2 separate regions of the Homo sapiens genome follow, and region 2 is linked to region 1. The links are chromatin contacts, found by POLR2A ChIA-PET in ENCODE. All regions are on one chromosome and are shown on one strand. The core of a region is the stretch at or near the end of the contact, and the rest is flanking DNA. Distances in the headings are between cores, read along the strand shown. Region 1 holds the start of NDUFA7 (NADH:ubiquinone oxidoreductase subunit A7). Region 2 holds the start of KRI1 (KRI1 homolog).

Region 1 (4,472 bases), core at 1,198-3,697:
ATAATCCAAGTTATCTAATCAGCCCACTCATCCTGTACAGGTTGACCCCAATTTACCATGGCTCCACTTACCATTTTTTATTTATTTTTGAGATGGAGTCTTCCTCTGTCACCGAGGCTAGAGTGCAGTGGGGCGACTGCAGCTCACTGCAACCTCCACCTCTGGGGTTCAAGCGATTCTTCTGCCTCAGCCTCTCAAGTAGTTGGGACTACAGGCACGTGCTACCATGCCCAGCTAATTTTTTTTTTTCATTTGAAGACAAGAGTCTCGTTCTGTCACCCAGGCTGGAGTGCAGCGGCACAATCTCAGTTCACTGCAACCTCCACCTCCCAGGTTCAAGAAATTCTCCTGCCTCAGCCTCCCAAGTAGCTGGGATTACAACAGCTGTGAGCCATCGCGCCTGGCACAACTTACAATTTTTTGACTTCATGATAGCATAAAAGCAATGTGTGCTTAGTAAAAACCACACTTCAGCAGAGTATTCAATAAATTACATAAGACATTCAATACTTTATTAAAACAGGCTTCGTGTTAGACGAGTTTCCCCAACTACAGGCTAAGGCGTTCTGAACAAGCTTAAGATGGACCATGCTAAGCTGTGATGTTTGGGAGATTAGGTGTATTAAACACATTTCAACTTGCAATACTTTCAACCTATGATGTACTCACCGGAATGTAACCCATTGTAAACTGAGGAACACCTGTACTCACCCCACTGGAAGGGATGTGGGAGGAAGGTCAAGCGCCTCTTCCAGGTCAGAAGGGGCAGAGGTTGGATACAAACCAGGCAGCCTGGGTCCATGGTAAAAGAACCTCCACTAAGTGAGGCTGGGGCTGAATCCCACGTTTCCTGCCTCAAGGAGATTGCAGCAGGCCCCCCTCTTTTCCCCTCTCTCCAGAGCGAGTCACCCCCTGGCTCCCAGACAGCCACACCTGGTGAAGGAGAATGCGGTGACAATGGAGAGAACCCCCAGGTTCAGTAAGCTGCCTCGTCTGGCTCACTACACCTAGCTGTGGGGAGATCTCCTCGTCAGTCACCTCAGCCTTTGGCGCACAGAAGGGTCCAGGGTCCCCTGCTCAGAGGCTAACACTGGCCGAAGAGAAAGGCAATTTCAGTTGGGGTGACTGTGGCAGGAAGGGGCTCACTCTGGCCCCACCAAGGTGAGGTGGGGACCAAGTGATAGAGCCCTGATCCACCCACTCTCTGAAACTTCTTTGCTAATAAAACATTCCTACTACGCTTGTGTTTTGTTTGGGGTAGAGGGTGCAATCGACAAACACGACCCCCCGCCTCAAAAAGGAAAAGCTTCGTTTGGCAAGACCGCACGGCCAGGATTTCCAGAGTGCGGAGGATCGGTGACCGCCTGGGAGCCACTCAAGAAACCTGGAGAAACCCTAGTCGTATAACCCAGACAAGAACCTGAGTTAACTTGAAACACAAACGCTTTATTTAAAGGAGCATCTCAGTTACGTGTGGCGGACAAAAAAAAGGAGCAGACTGTGACAGACCATTCCCATCGGCCAAGTGGTCGAACCCGACATCCAAGACCCTGTAAACAGACCCAAACATGAGATGTTGACAGGCCCCGCAGCAATTGGCAAACTCCCGCCTCCCTCTTGTCAGTCTCTGTATGTAGACTCTGCCTCCCAAACCCTCTCACCCTGGGCTTAACGAAGCCTCCCTACCACCAACCAAAGGTCTATCAAAGGGGTGTCCTCTTTGCACCCACCAGCGAGCAGCCAAGCTCAGCGCAACCTCCGGGCTTCTCGCTCTGACTCCAAAAGGGTGAGCACGTCGCCCTCGCGCACGGGGCCTTTTACATTGCGGATGATGGATCGGCTCGTGTCGTCCATGAATTCCACGCGCACCTACGGGTCCCCACCGGAGTGGAGGAAGAAGTAAGGGCGGGCCGCGGAAAGGCACCGCGGAGTGGGAAGCAGATATGAATTCAGAGAACGTGTCGGGGCCAGAATACAGATCGTTAAAGGGAACCATCAGAACCCCGTGATGAAATGAGAATCGGCTCCCGGATTCCGGCTGGCAGGGGTTAGGGCAGGGTAGAGGTCACATCAGGGTTTAGGTCGCCGGCAGTCGGCCAAATGCCCCCACCCGATTACCTGCGTGCACTGTCCCTGAGAACCGGTCCTGCCCAGGACCTTGGTGACCTGGAGGAAAGAAGCTGGGTTCAGACCCGGCCCGTTTGGCTCCTCTAATCCCTCCCCCTGCCCCCAAATTCGGGCCCCCACCTCACCCTGGCCAGCTTGATAGGCTGCACACGGCTGGTGTCCATGATGGCGGCGCGGCGGCGGTCTGGCGGAGAGGAGTCACGTGCTTCGGGGAGAGCCTTTATAGGACGTTCTAGCACCGCCCACTCCCGTCTCGCGATACCACGCCGCGTCTTTCCCAGCAGCCCCAGCGGTGGAGACGTCACCGGCTGCGCCCTTCAGTATCGCGGACGGAAGATGGCGTCCGCCACCCGTCTCATCCAGCGGCTGCGGAACTGGGCGTCCGGGGTGCGCGGGGCGGACAGGGCTGCACCATGGGGGGCTTCGGGCTCCGTGTGTCCGGGACCCGCTCCTGCTCCTCACCTCCCTCCTAAGCCGGGACCCTTCGCTCTCCCCGAATCTCCCTGGGAACCCCCAGCTAGTCACCCCTTCAGCCCGGGACCCTCTCCTGGCCTGGGAACCACTCAGGCCTGGGATTTCCCCAGTCCCCGACCTTCTTAGCCTTGGATCTGTGGGCCCGGACTCTGGCTTTGCTCTTCACCTGCAGGACCCACATCCGTTTCCCCGAGTGTTCATCCCCTGCCTTCCCTTAAAATGCGCATCCCCGGACCATCCCTGGTCCCTTGCCCTCTCCTTTCCTCTCTCCTGGGGTGCCTTGCAGGCCGACCTCTCCTCTCCTCTTCCCACAGCATGACCTGCAGGGGAAGCTGCAGCTACGCTACCAGGAGATCTCCAAGCGGTGAGCAGGCCCCGCTCGCTGCCCAGCCTCTGGCTCTGTCCTTTCTCCACCAAAAACGAAATCTGTGTTCCTTTAGACCCCTGAAACGGAGGGCTGACATCCTGCCACCAGTCCCCTGCCAGGCTGTGGAGGCAGAGGTTTGCCTTTAACCTTGCTGAACTCCGGAGGACAGCCCTCCTGAAACAGCGAGGCCGGGCGTGCATTCTGACTGGCAATCAGGCTAGATTTGCAGTGCTCAGCGTGGCCATGTTAGTCAGTGTTATCCCCAAGCTACAGATGAAAAAAGAGGTCCAGAGAGGCGAAATCATTTGCCTCAAGTCACTCAGAAGCTAAAAAGTGGCAGCGGGGACTTGAACCCAGAAGTGTCCTGATTTCAGACTCATTTATATTAAAATATTAGTTGATATTTACAAGCCCCCGTCATGTATGACCTCAGCCTTGGGTTTAACTTTGTGAACCAGGAAAGTTCTTATCCACATTCTTTCATGGACGCCACATTCTAGGGAGAAGCATAGTAGGGAAACAAACACAGCAGGTAGTATTGTTCTGGAATGCTTTGAAGACAAAACAAAATAAGTGGAAGCTGGAGGGTGGCTACGTAAAGTCAGATGATTGGGAAAGATCTTTCTTTGGAAATTGACAGTTGAGTCCCCTGAATGATGGGAAGGACCCATTCAAAGAATAATTATTGAAAAAACATTCTGACCGGGCGCGGTGGCTCACGCTTGTGATCCCAGCACTTGGGGAGGCTGAGGCAGGCGGATCACGAGGTCAGGAGTTTGAGACCAGCCTGGCCAACACAGTGAAACACAGTAAAACCCCCTCTCTACTAGAAATACAAAAATTAGCCGGGCGTGGTGGCGCGCGCGGGTAGTCCCAGCTACTCGGGAGGTTGAGGCAGGAGAATCGCTTGAACACAGGAGGTGGATATTGCAGTGAGCTGAGATCGCACCACTGCACTCCAGCCTGGGTGACAGAACAACACTCTGTCTCAAAAAAATAAAAAAGAAAAAACATTCTGAGCAGAGGGAACAGGAAGGGCTAAGAGTGTCAGGCTGGACAGAGCCTGAGTGGAAGGAGGCCAGTATGGATGGAACCCATTGAGGGAAAGGGATAATGGTATAATCTATGAAGTCAAAGGGTAGGCAGAGGTAAGGCAGTCATTGAGGATTATAATGAAAGGAAGAAAAATAGCATTAAAATAATGAAATTTATGTAAATGCCTATATGTTGTGACTAATTCCAAATATTAGAAGTATCAAACTTTGTTTTCAACTTTTTTTTTTTTTTTTTTTTGAGACGGAGTTTTGCTCTTATTGCCCAGGCTGGAGTGCAATGGCACAATCTCAGCTCACTGCAATCTCCATCTCCCGGGTTCAAGCGATTCTCCTGCCTCAGCCTCCCAAGTAGCTGGGATTACAGGCATGTGCCACCACGCCTGACTAATTTTTTGTATTTTTAGTAGAAACGGGGTTTCACCATGTTGGCCAGTCTGGTCTCGAACTCC
Region 2 (4,633 bases), core at 1,342-3,841, 2.2 Mb before region 1:
GGGCGACGTGCAGGAGGTGCGCCGCCTTCTGCACCGGGAGCTGGTGCATCCCGACGCCCTCAACCGCTTCGGCAAGACGGCGCTGCAGGTGAGGCCGGGCCGGTCCAGGTTGGGGCGGGGCGGCTAAGCGGGATGAGGATCGAGACCCCAGAGCTCCTCTCTGGTCTCCTGGCCCTGGTGGTGACCCACTGGGAACCGGTCCTTCTTCTCTAGGCTTTCATTGTTCCCCCACAGTCCCCCTTCGAAGGTGGGTGGTGGGTGAGGCTAGGTTGTGGGGGGAGGGGAGAGCTTTTTAGCATCTTCTCTGGGAGGATTCCTGGTTCTCTGAGTGCCGGGGATTCACTTTCCCTGGGGAGGTTCTTATTCCGTGGGTGCGGGTTCAGCTCCTTTGGATGCCGTTTCCATGGGGACGGCTCACGTTTCTTGGGGCTTCTATGGGGAGATCCGATCTCTGGAAGGAGAGGTCCTGTCTCTAGGGGTTCCTCATTTTGTAGGGGGCTCTCTGAGACAAATCTGGTTACTTGGGGGTGGGGTCTTCATTCCTAAAGGTTATGCGGATCCTTGATATAGTATGGGGGCCCCAATGGAGGAACAATGTCAGATTGCAAGACATCCCTATATTCCCTGGGAGACATTTTACAGGGAAGTCTCGTTTCTCTTTTATTATTACTTTTGGAATCCCGCTTCTTGAAAGGAGCTCTCAGGTACTCTGAGGTGACATCACCATTATGTAGGAGGAGGCTATTTCCTGGAGAAGGGGTTCGCTTTCCTTTGACATCTTTTTTCCCTTATGAGGACTATCAATTCTTTGGGGGTAGTTCTCCATCTCTGGGGGCCCATTTCCTGGAGGGGATTTTCTGTTTCCTGGTGATTGCCCATATCTGGGGGCGTCTTTGGTCCCTTGGGGGAGAGTCTTAGGTTCCTTGAAAGTTTCCATGGGGGGCTGTTCTCTGGGTTGGGGGGTCTCATTCTTAAGGGAGTGACCAGCTTTTGGGGGGGGTCCCTATTCCCAGAAGAACTTTCCTGGGGGCTTATGCAGCTTCTCCGTTCACTAGAGGACCCCTCCTCTAGCATTTCCTGTTTCTGGGAGATGCCTCTTTCTGGATGACCCTTCTCTTTCCAGTGACCCCTTTTGTGGAACCTCCTCCCTTGAGGACCTCCTGATCCTCTGTCCCTCACACAGGTCATGATGTTTGGCAGCACCGCCATCGCCCTGGAGCTGCTGAAGCAAGGTGCCAGCCCCAATGTCCAGGACACCTCCGGTACCAGTCCAGTCCATGACGCAGCCCGCACTGGATTCCTGGACACCCTGAAGGTCCTAGTGGAGCACGGGGCTGATGTCAACGTGCCTGATGGCACCGGGGCACTTCCAATCCATCTGGCAGTTCAAGAGGGTCACACTGCTGTGGTCAGCTTTCTGGCAGCTGAATCTGATCTCCATCGCAGGGACGCCAGGGGTCTCACACCCTTGGAGCTGGCACTGCAGAGAGGGGCTCAGGACCTCGTGGACATCCTGCAGGGCCACATGGTGGCCCCGCTGTGATCTGGGGTCACCCTCTCCAGCAAGAGAACCCCGTGGGGTTATGTATCAGAAGAGAGGGGAAGAAACACTTTCTCTTCTTGTTTCTCCTGCCCACTGCTGCAGTAGGGGAGGAGCACAGTTTGTGGCTTATAGGTGTTGGTTTTGGGGGTGTGAGTGTTTGGGGGACGTTTCTCATTTGTTTTTCTCACTCCTTTTGGTGTGTTGGACAGAGAAGGGCTCCTGCAGGCCACAGCCACCTAAACGGTTCAGTTTCTTCTGCGCCTCAGGCTGCTGGGGCCTCAGACGAGACCCAAGGGCAGAGCATTTAAGAGTGAAGTCATGACCTCCAGGGAGCCTAGAAGCTGGTGGCCTTGGCCGGCTGTGCTCAGAGACCTGAAGTGTGCACGTTGCTTCAGGCATGGGGGGTGGGGGGAGCGTCCCAAATCAATAAGAAGGTAGAATGAGTTATGAGTTATTCATATTCTGTTGGAAGCTTGTTTTCCAGTCTCTTGTACAGCGTTTTAAAAGAAATGGATTCTATTTATTATGCTTTATTGGAAAAAATGTTGTAATAATTTAATGTTTTTACCCATTAAATTAAGACTTGTGCATGATCACAGCACGGGTGGCTTCTGATTTTTGAGTCTGGGATGGAGAGTTACACATCCCGGATGTTGATGGGGATGAGGACGGGGGTCGCGGATCGTGGATGTGGTGGGTGAGGGGAGAGAATAGTAATTCCCAGGGCGCCAGGGTGAGTGAGCTGGGTGGGGCAGCGGTTTTCGCTGTCGGAACGGAAGGGAAGCAGGAAACCGCGAGTGGAGAAAGGGCCCCCAGATGTCAGCTGGGTGCCCGGAGCACAGGGGGTGGGGCGGGTGGGCGGTGGCCGCGGCCTTCCCCGCAGGGGCGTAGCCGTGGGCGGTGACTGCGGTGATGAGGCGAAAGGGATCCCGGAAAAGCCAGGGGCGGGGTTAGCAGCGGTACGCCTCGTTTACAAGTGGATGCGGGCGGGACTGAGGGCGGCCCCGCCCCGTCCAGGGCTTCCTCAATGCGCGTGCGCAATGGGCCACAGAACCGCCATGCCGGAACCGCGCGGGTCGTCGCAGCTGCGGGTGAACGCGGCGTTTGCCGCGCGGTACAACCGCTACCGGGAGCGCGAGGAACTGCAGCGGCGTGAGTGCGGGGCGCATGCGCGCGGGAGCCTGCGCGCGCCGGCCGGTTGGGAAGTGGGGAGTCGAGTGGCCCCGCCGGCTGACCTGGGGGGGGGCATCCCGTCTGTGTCCCGCAGTGAAGGATCGCTACGGGGACCGAGACAGCAGCAGCGACTCCAGCTCCGAGTCGGACTCAAGCGACGAGCGCGTGGTGCGCGTCCCCGCCCCGTCCTGGACGTGCGGAGGCGTCCAAGCCCCCCTCTGCACCCCGACCCCGATGTAGACGGGGGGGAACCCCCAACCCCAGAGCGCCCTGCGGGAGCGTCCCATCCTCCGCTCCCCATCCCATGAGGGACAGACAGTGCCCCCCCTCTCCCCAGGGGAGCCAAATCCCCGTTATTTTCTCTCCCCTGCCACGATCCCCACCTGCCCACTCTGATGTGTGGGGCGACTCTGTCCCCCAAGAACCCCCCCTTTCCTCTTTCATCCTCAAGAGTCTAGCCATTTTTTAGTGTACTCCTTGCGCCACGTGGGGCGCCCAACTTCTCACATCAGCCCTGATCCTGGCCCCACTGTGCGGCCTGGCCCAGCCCCTCCCCGCTGTCTCTCTTGTGCCCTCAGCCCACCTGCCCCTTGTCAAGTCTTTGTCTTCCCCAGGAATTACCTTCTCCTTGCCCCTCACCTTCCTCTACCCATATCCTGTACCTACCTGTGGCCTGCCCCTGCCCACCCCAAGAGGGCCCCTCTCCCTCCTGCTGTTTGACCACCTGTTTGACCTCCCCAGCCAGATCCACCCCCCTCCATCCTAATCCCTACGCTGAGCTCACCTGCTGGCGCCAGGGCTCTTATTATCTCCCTTCTGAAATCTATCCCCAACCCTTTTCCTGCCCTAGGAATTTGATCCCCAGCAGGAGCGGGACTTTTACAAAACGCTCTCCTTGTTGAAGAAGAAGGACCCCCGCATTTATCAGAAAGATGCCACCTTCTATAACAGAACAGGTCCGGGGCCACTCCTGTCTAAACCTCTCCTTCCTCTGGAGCAGAATCCGGGGTCCTTTCCTGACTGTGGATTCAGAGAAGTGACTTGACTTCTCTGAGCCTCTTTTCCTGTCTGTAAAGTATATCTAACGGTAGCATCTCCCCTCAGGGCTGTTTTAAGGATAGATTGGGATTTACCCAGTTTACACAGTTCATCTGTTTTGACTATTGAATGAATTGCTTCACAAGTCACAAGTCCTTAGCAGAGCCTAGGTTATTACCTGGTGGTGGAGTTAATGACTGTGTCCTTGGCACTATTCAAGGTGGGAATTGCTGACTGAATGATTCCAACTCCACCAGGCTGGGCAGGTGGTTCAAGCATCTAATCCCAGCACTTTGGGAGGCTGAGGTGGGAGGGTCAATTGAGGCCAGGAGTTTGAGACCAGTTTGGCCAACATAGCAAGACCCCATTTCTCTTTTTTTTTTTTTGAAATGGAGTTTCACTCTTGTTGCCCAGGCTGGGTTGCAATGGGACGATCTCAGCTCACTGCAACCTCCGTCTCCCAGGTTCAAGCGATTCTCCTGCCTCAGCCTCCTGAGTAGCTGGAATTACAGGCACGCGCCACCACGCCCAGCTAATTTGGGATTTTTAGTAGAGACAGGGTTTCTCCATGTTGGCCAGGCTGGTCTCGAACTCCCAACTTCAGGTGATCCGCCCACCCTGGCCTCCCAAAGTGCTGGGATTACAGGCGTGAGCCACTGCGCCCAGCCAGCCTTTCTTTCTTTTTTCTTTTTTTTTTTTTGAGACGGAGTTTTGCTCTTGTTGCCCAAGCTGGAGTGCAATGGCATGATCTGGGCTCACTGCAACCTCCGCCTCCCCGGTTCAACCGATTCTCCTGCCTCAGCCTCCGGAGTAGCTGGGATTACAGGTGCGTGCCACCACGCCCAGCTATTTTTTTGTTATTTTTAGTAGAGATGGGGT

Evidence for each region. ChIA-PET counts read pairs that join two places held with the same protein, here RNA polymerase II (POLR2A).
Region 2: POLR2A ChIA-PET joins it to region 1 with 12 read pairs in OCI-LY7. The contact joins the promoter of KRI1 here to the promoter of NDUFA7 in region 1. POLR2A ChIA-PET finds 5 or more read pairs at or near these places in 2 of 52 experiments (OCI-LY7 and WTC11).

What each region holds. Positions count from the first base shown.
Region 1 is chr19:8,319,350-8,323,821 of GRCh38, reverse strand. It overlaps NDUFA7 (NADH:ubiquinone oxidoreductase subunit A7), which reads left to right and starts at 2,447. Exons shown (of 4, transcript NM_005001.5): 1 at 2,447-2,514; 2 at 2,916-2,965. The coding sequence starts at 2,464. It overlaps RPS28 (ribosomal protein S28), which reads right to left and starts at 2,326. Exons shown (of 4, transcript NM_001031.5): 1 at 2,253-2,326; 2 at 2,119-2,166; 3 at 1,731-1,869; 4 at 482-1,550. The coding sequence starts at 2,291. The coding sequence ends at 1,747. KANK3 (KN motif and ankyrin repeat domains 3) reads left to right here. Exons shown (of 11, transcript NM_198471.3): 11 at 900-1,238. The coding sequence ends at 983. RefSeq lists enhancers at 458-1,423, 1,424-2,391, 2,298-2,537, 2,392-3,359, 3,360-4,327.
Region 2 is chr19:10,563,968-10,568,600 of GRCh38, reverse strand. KRI1 (KRI1 homolog) reads left to right here and starts at 2,591. Exons shown (of 19, transcript NM_023008.5): 1 at 2,591-2,695; 2 at 2,811-2,884; 3 at 3,567-3,672. The coding sequence starts at 2,602. It overlaps CDKN2D (cyclin dependent kinase inhibitor 2D), which reads left to right. Exons shown (of 2, transcript NM_001800.4): 1 at 1-88; 2 at 1,184-2,141. The coding sequence ends at 1,543. RefSeq lists silencers at 1-5, 2,321-2,850 and enhancers at 286-455, 895-1,402, 2,351-2,918, 3,121-3,170, 2,919-3,486.